Regions from separate parts of the Homo sapiens genome. Here region 1 is linked to region 2. A link is a loop called in an ENCODE intact Hi-C map of the cell type or tissue named here. Cell type or tissue: dorsolateral prefrontal cortex. All regions are shown on one strand.

Region 1 (4,000 bases), 200 kb before region 2:
GTGGATGTGCCTGTTCTGGACACTTCATATCAGTGGAATGATACAGTGTATGGCGGTTTGTGATAGGTTTCCTTCATTTAGCATAAGGTTTTCAAGGTTTATCTACATTGTAGCATGTATCAGGATGGCATTCTCTTTTATGGCTAAAACAGATTTTACTATAAGGATATGCCATATTTTGTTTACCCTTTCGTTAGTCGATGGACATTTGGGTTTCACTTTTTGGCTGTGATAAATAATGTTGCAATGAACATTCACGTACAAGTTGTGTGGACGTGTTTTTCATTTCTCTCGGGTATAACCTAGGAGTGGGATTGCTGGGTCAAAGCGGCTGTACCTTCCCACCAGCAGTGAATGAAGGTTCCAGTTATTCTACCATGTCCTCACCAAACACTTGTTATTGTCTGTCTTTTTTTTATTGTAGCCATCGAGTGGATGTGAAGTGGCACCTTCACGTTTGCAAATCAGTGGTTTCAATTTGCATTTCCCTGATGGTTGATGGTGTTGAGTATCTTTTCATTCTACAAATGGCTTACTGGCCATTTGTAGATCTTCAAAGGGTGTCTTTTCAAATCTTCTGTCCATTGCTTAATTTGTTTAGTTGTCTTTTTTATTGTTGAGTTGTATGAGTTCTTTGTGTATTGTGGATACTAGACCCGTATCAGAGATACGTGATTTGCATACCTTTTCTACCATTCTGCAAGTTTCTTTTCATTTTCTCGATGGTGTCCTTGAGGCATACCTGTTTTTAATTCTGATGAAGTTGAATTCATCTATTTTTTCTTTTGTCATGTACTTTTGGCATCATATCTAAGTTTGTCTTTAAAGCAGTGTTTCTGTTAATTTTAGGCTTCAAAATGATTTGATGTTAGAGCTGAGATGCTGTCGGCTTCAGCCCAGAGGTTTTGGGGGTTGTTGGTTGGAGAGTTGTTCATTCCCTCTCTGGACTTAGCACTGCATTGTGTGTTTCCCCACCTGAAATTACTTAGGGCTATGTCCGTCTGCCTACTGGCATCATAGGCACTCAGAAGATACCCGCTGAATGGATGGATGATGGGATGATGACTTCCTGTTTGGGTCTCAGCTCCCTACCTTACACGTGGCTCTCATTCTTTGCCTTTATGTTTCTCTCTCCTTTTCACCCATCCTTCTCTTCTCTGAGTGTGTGTATGTGTACTTTTCTCCCTCATTCCTTCCTTCCTCCTTTCCCTGTCTCTCTCTGTCTTTGGCTTTGTCTCTTTCTCTTGGAATCTGTCTCTGTCCTGCCCTTATTCTGTCCCTCTGTGTCTTTTTTTTCATTTTTCTTTAACTTTTTCTTCTAAGCTGTTGACCTTATCAGATGAACTTTGCAGTCAGTTGGAAACAGGCTCACTTGCTCACTCTTTCTTTCCTTTCTCTCTCTGTCCCTGGTGTTCAGTAAGTTTAGAGAAGAAATGCACAAACTATTGAGTTCCCCTTCACCAACGTGCCCCAGAGTTGGCAGAAGTCAGAGACCAGCTGGCACCAGGCATCCCGCAGTGCTCGTGTTTTCAGCTTGCTGTGTATGAGGCTGTCCCCTGGGCCTGCGGTACTTAATTTGAAATTTGGTTAGGAAGCGGCAGTGATCCATTTTCACATTTGGAGGTACATATTTGGCATGTCAGATGGGAGCAGTACAGACAGATTTTTTTTTGTGCACTACTGCTTGAGTTTGTCAGGAGTTTTATTATGGAAATCACTATTTCTGCCTTTCCATTTTCCCAAGTTACTTTCCTATATTGATATATTTTCACCTGCCTAACATTGGCATATTTTTCAGGGTTCTTGCTTTACGATTCAGTAGCAAGACTCAAAATAACACAGAGGAAAGAAGTGAAAAAACCTCTGGGTAAAAAAAAGACTTGCATCCACATTTTTTTTATTGAAAGGAAACTTCATCAGTGTTTTGAACAGAAAACTTAAACACAATAAAGGTGGATGAAAACATGGGTTGTAAATTGTGTGTGTGTGTGTGTGTGTGTGTATGTGTATGTGTGTGTGTGCTTGGAGTGTAGATTCTGACATAAAAATCACAGTTCTTTTGGCAGTGTATAGAAACCTTAGGAAACTGAATGGTAACAGGTAAAGATTCAGAAATGAATAGCAACTTAGGGATTACTGGAAAAGTACAATTTTCTGTTTCTGTAGGACTTCTTTCTGCTAGGGTAGGGGACGGAATAAATGTTATTTAAAACTCTCTGTTTCCTTCCTGTCCTCTCTGTCTCATATATGCTGCTCCTGGTTGCATAGATAGCCCAGAACTGCTTTACGTACTTATTTCCCAATACTATGGGCTTTGATTTTATATCTGTTTTCCCACATCAATCTGACATAAATCTCATCAAATACCCATCCACTGTTGCCCCAACAGTTAATACATCATCTGGTTGAACCAAAAGATCAAACTGGAGAAGGGAATGCGGTCACTGTTAGTCTTCTAGTGTCTATTTTCAAAGCCTTCATTTGAAGACCCATGGGGAGTCTGAGGAGGGCATGGGGCAGGGGAGAAGCCAGGGGTCTTGACCCTTCTGTTGAGGGTGACCTCTTTTTGTACTTTCATTTCTCGCTATTCTTCTTCTTGTACTTTATACCACAGCAATGCTGAACTACTTGGGATTAAGCAAGGCTATTATTTACTGCAATGGTTGGTGCCTAGAAGCCCTTTTCCCACTACGTCTTCTCTGTTGCATGACTTTCCGCATCCCTGAAGACTTAGTTCGAGGTGTCACCTACTCTGGAAAGACTCTGTGGGTCCATTGAATGCTATTCTTCCTCCTGTCATGCTGACTGCTGTCACTACCGCCATCTGTCCCACTGTGTTGGAAAACCAGCCACAGGCTACCACTGATTGAAGACTCCCTATGTGCCAGGTACCACAGTGAACACTTTGAGATGCTGGCGTTCCTCTTTCGCATCTCCCTTGGCCCTGTGCTGACATTAGTCTGAGCACTCGTCACATGCTTCGGTGATCAAGCATTTGGTCATCCGTCCTCCCCTAGTGGATTCTGAGTTGCTTGGAGGAAATGCTTTGTACCTTCTTCCTGCCTTGGGAACTGTGCTTGACACGTGGTGAAGGTCAGCAAGTCGGTGCTGCATGAATGGATGGAGAAAGCCGGGTGGGGAGTAAAGGCACTGGGCAGCATGAGGGCTTTCCTGGAACTTGAAGGTTGGTGCAGGCTTGGACCTCCGGCTGGCTGGGTCATTCTTATAGAATATCTTGGGAAACTGACTCTCAGTCTCACAGTAACTTCTCAGGAATGTGTTGGCTGTTTGCAGCAGTTGTACCTGGGGGCAGGCAGATGCCGTGCCCCAGTCTCCAGAGTAGGCAGGTGGGACGTAGGACAGGAGGGTGCGAAGCTCTGTCCACCCCCGACTCCTCACCCCCACCAGCATAAAACAGAAAAAGGGAGTTTCTGAAGCCCAGCGGTGTTTCCTCTCATGCACAGCGAGAATCACAAAGTGTGTCCACTGAAGGGCCTTTGGGGAGGTGGGGAGCTGTGCCTCTGTCTGGGAGTGGGCAGTTTCCCCTGCTTTATGCGCTTATCTCTAAGCCTCCCAGATTTTGCAATTAAGGACATTTCACGTTTTTCGTGTCTCTCTGACCATCATGTTGCTGTTCTGTTGTGACAGCCATGCCCCTGGATAGGATTTAGATGGGGCCTGGCCGGGTGCAGTGGCTCACGCCTGTAATCCCAGCACTTTGGGAGGCTGAGGTGGGTGGATCACCTGAGGTCAGGAGTTTGAGACCAGACTGGGCAACATGGTGAAACCCCCGTCTCTACTAAAAATACAAAAATTACTGGGAAGTGGTGGCAGGTGCCTGTAATCCCAGCACTTTGGGAGGCTGAGGTGGATGGATCACCTGAGGTCAGGAGTTTGAGACCAGACTGGGCAACTTGGTGAAACCCCCGTCTCTACTAAAAATACAAAAATTAGTGGGAAGTGGTGGCAGGTGCCTGTAATCCCAGCTACTTGGGAGGCT
Region 2 (4,000 bases):
TTAACACAGACCAGCATTGAGGCTGCGCCTTGCTGGGTGCCAGGTAGAGGCAGTGAGGCTGCCTGGTCTGTGGTGGCAAGGATAGCCAGACTCACAGACTTTCAGAACTTCAGCTCAGAGGTAAGAGCTTGTTGTTGAAGAAATGACCATAATCATGAATGAACAGTCAGAAAGCCCAGGGACTTTTGAGCACATTAAAATCAGAAGAGGTCACATTTGAACTGAGATCTGATGACTGAGTTGGAGCTAACCAGGTGTAGGGGTGGAAGGAACGTTCTAGACTCAGGGAAGGTTCTGGGCTGAGGGCCTGGGATGGACAGGAGCCGGGCCTGTTGGAAGAACTGGAAGATCTACCTGGCTGCAGAGAGGGAAACACAGCAGGGAAGGGGGAGAATGATGTAAGGTGAGGGTAGAGAGGAAGGCACCGGACAGGATTGTCCACCTGCCATGTAGACCATTGTCTTCCATCGTGGTTGCACATGGCAGCCCGGGCTTCCAAGGCAGGGCTCAGAGCACGTGAGAAGGAAGGCTTCCCTTCCCCAGCCTCCCTCATCAGTGAAGCCAGTCTTTCCCAGAGGCCCTCCACCTGCTCTTGTCCTGGTTGCAGGGGCACCTGAGAAAGTGTCATTTGCCAGCCTTGCAATGGGAAGCAGCCTCTGTAGGCAGGGAAGAGAGCTGAGAGACGGCTAGTGGGCCAGCAGCTGCATGTCTACCATGACCTGGTGACAAGATAGTGACACCTAAGAGCCACTGGAAGTCACCAGAGAGGCCAGCGGGGAGTAGTGGGTCCTGATTTTCCGGTGTGGAGTCAGGGCTTGGCTTCTGAGTTAGCCACTATATTAGTTTGTTTTTACACTTGTGATAAAGACATACCAGAGACCGGGCAATTTACAAAAGAGGTTGAATGGACTCACAGTTCCCATGACTGGGGAGGCCTCACAATCATGGCGGAAGGTGAAAGTCCCATCTCACATGGTGGCAGACAAGAGAATGAGAGCCAAGCGAAAGGGGTTTCCCCTCATAAAAGCATCAGATCTCGTGAGACTCATTCACTACCACGAGAACAGTATAGGGGAAATTACCCCCATGATTCAGTTATTTCCCACTGGGTCCCTCCCACAACATGAAGGAGTTATGGCAGCTACAATTCAAGATGAGATTGGGGTGGGGACACAGCTAAACCATACCAGTCACATACTAGCCATGTGACCTTGGTACACTTACTTTGCCTCTCTGAGACTCAGTTTCCCACTTTTCTGCTAGGGCAGTAGTACACCTTCACCCCTGCAGTGGGGGAAGAGCACTAACATGCTTGGTGCAGGGTGGGTGCTCCCCAGATGCCAAGTGGTATTTTCCTGGCTCTCCCTGAGTATCTGGTGGGGTTCAGCTGGCTGGCCAAACCGTCCAGCTGGTGTGTGGGTGCAGGGGACGTGGGGATGCAGCCCAACTCTGCCTCCTGGAATTGCGTGGCCTTGGGCCAGCCTCGCCTCTTAGAGTCTCATGTATAAAATGGGAATGTCACCCACCCCACCGGATTGACTCGAGACTGAAAGAAGCTGTGCTCGCAAAGGGCATAAATTGGAACACGGCCCAGAGCAGGAGTCAGCACCTGTCACATCCTCCCTCCCCTTGCCTTGAGCTTCAGCCTTCTCTCTTTCTCCTGTCCTTAAAAACAAAAGAAAAGAGATATTCACAAACCATAAAACTCACCTTTTCAAAGTGTACGATTCAGTCACTTTTTAGGATATTCACAAGATTACGCAACCATCACCACTCTAATTCCAGAAGGTTTTCATCACCCTGGAGAAACTCTGTGGCTGTTAGCAGGCAGTCTCCATCACCCCCACAACCCTTCCCCTCCTAGCCCTTGGAAGCCAGTAATCGACTTTCTTTTCTTTTTTAAGTTTTATTTGAAGTTCAGGAGTACAAGTGCAGGTTTGTTACGTAGGTGAACTTGTGCCATGGGGGTTAGCTGTACACATTATTTCTTCACTCAGGTATTAAGCCGAGTCCTCATTAGTTATTTTTCCTGATCCTCTCCCTCCTCCCACCCTCCACCCACCAGAAGGCCCCAGTGTGTGGTGTTTCCCTCTGTGTCACGTGTTCTCATCCTTTAGCTCCCACTTCTAAGTGAGAACATGCAATACTTGATTTTCTGTTTCTGTGTTAGTTTGATAAGGATAATGGCCTCTACCCCCATCCATGTCCCTGCAAAGGACATGATCTCGTTCTGTTTTTGGCTGCATAGTATTCCATGGTGTATATGTACCACGTTTTCTTTAACCAGCGTATCATCGATGGGCATTGAGGTGGATTCCACGTCTTTGCTATTGTGAATAGTACTGCAGTGAATATGTGCTAAGCATGTGTCTTTATAATAGAATGATTTATATTTTTCTCTGCAGATTTTTCTCTAGATCTGCCTTTTGTGACTTAGAATCGTAGAAATCATACAATACGTGGCCTTCTATGCTTGGCTTCTTTCACTTAGCGTAATATCCTCAAGTTTCATCTGTGTTGTAGCATGCATCGCTACTTCATTCCTTTTTTTTTTTTTTTTTTTTGTGATGGAGTTTCTGTCGCCCAGGCTAGAGTGCAGTGGCGCTATCTCGGCTCACTGCAAGCTCCGCCTCCTGGGTTCCCGCCATTCTCCTGACTCAGCCTCCCGAGTAGTTGGGACTACAGGCGCCTGCCACTGCACCCGGCTGATTTTTTTTTATTTTTGGTAGAGACGGGGTTTCACTGTGTTAGTCAGGATGGTACCAATCTCCTGACCTTGTGATCCACCCACCTCGGCCTCCCAAAGTGCTGGGATTACATGTGTGAGCCACCACGCCTGGCCTACTTCATTCCTTTTAATGGCTGAATAATATTTCATTGTTTGGGTAGATCACATTTTTCTTATCCATTCATCTCCTGATGGCCATTTGGGTTGTTCCCCATTTATGGCTGTTACGAATTATGTAGCTATGAACATTCCTATACTAGTCTCTGTGTGAACGTTTGTCTTCAGTTCTCCCGTTTTGTGGTTGTCCTTCCATTTTGATAGTGTCCTTTGAAGCACAAAAGTTTTTAATGTCGGTAAAGTCCAATTTATCTGTTTTTTCTTTTGTTGCTTGTGCTTCTGATATCATGTCTAAGAATCCTTTGCCTACTTGAGGACACACAGATTTAGCCCTGTGTTTTCTTCTGAGAGTTTTATAGTTTCAACTCTTAAATTTAGTTATTTGATCCATTTTGACTTTTGTTTTGTTTTGTTTTGAGTTAGATTCTCACTCTGTCACCCAGGCTGGCGTGCAGTGGCGTGATCTCAGATCCCTGCAACCTCCGCCTCCTGGATTCAGGCTATTCTCCTGTCTCAGCCTCCCAAGTAGCTGGAATTAAAGACACCTGCCATTATGCCTGGCTAATTTTTGTAGAGATGGGGCTTCACCTTGTTGGCCAGGCTGGTCTTGAACTCCTGACCTCAGGTGATCTGGCCACCTCAGCCTCCCAAAGTGCTGGGATTACAGGTGTGAGCCACCACGCCTGGCTTTGACTTAATTTTTATATATGGTATGAGGTAAGGATCCAGCTTCATTTTATTGTGGATACCCAGTTGTCCCAGCACAGTTTGTTTAAAAAAAAAACTGTTCTTTCCTCACTGAATGATCTTGGCACTCTTGTCAAAAACAAGTTGACTATAGATGAATGGGTTTGTTTCTGGACTCTTGACTCTGTCCCTTGCATCTCTATGCCTGTCCTTCTGACAGTGTCACTCAGTCTTGATTACTCTGGCTTATTAGGACGTCTTGGAATCAGGAAGTGTCTATTCACTCTCCTAACCCTGTTTCTTCTTTTCTCTCTTCTTCCCTTCTCTCCTTTTATCTTTTGTGCAATCTTTAGGGCAAGAGATTACAAGTGTTTGTTGTAAAGGGCCAGATAGTAAATATTTTATGTCTTTGTAGGCCGTGCAGCCTCCATCTCAGATGCAACTCTGTTCTTACAGAGTCAAGGCAGC

Evidence for each region. Peaks named below come from ENCODE experiments on the same cell type or tissue, not always from the same donor. Only the 100,000 strongest peaks of a DNase experiment are listed, where the experiment ranks them.
Region 1: a loop joins it to region 2, with 2.7 times the contacts of the local background. A loop is called at or near these places in 1 of 110 quality-filtered maps.

The regions. Positions count from the first base shown.
Region 1 is chr16:12,233,809-12,237,808 of GRCh38, forward strand. The region is part of intron 14 of SNX29 (sorting nexin 29); the gene reads left to right. Among named protein-coding and RNA genes, the nearest start is that of SNX29-AS2, 140 kb to the right of the region's middle. In dorsolateral prefrontal cortex, no CTCF peak of the experiment used is centred here; a DNase peak (open chromatin) is centred at 1,523; H3K27ac peaks cover 705 bases.
Region 2 is chr16:12,438,546-12,442,545 of GRCh38, forward strand. The region is part of intron 18 of SNX29 (sorting nexin 29); the gene reads left to right. Among named protein-coding and RNA genes, the nearest start is that of SNX29-AS2, 68 kb to the left of the region's middle. RefSeq lists an enhancer at 211-712. In dorsolateral prefrontal cortex, no CTCF peak of the experiment used is centred here; a DNase peak (open chromatin) is centred at 1,502.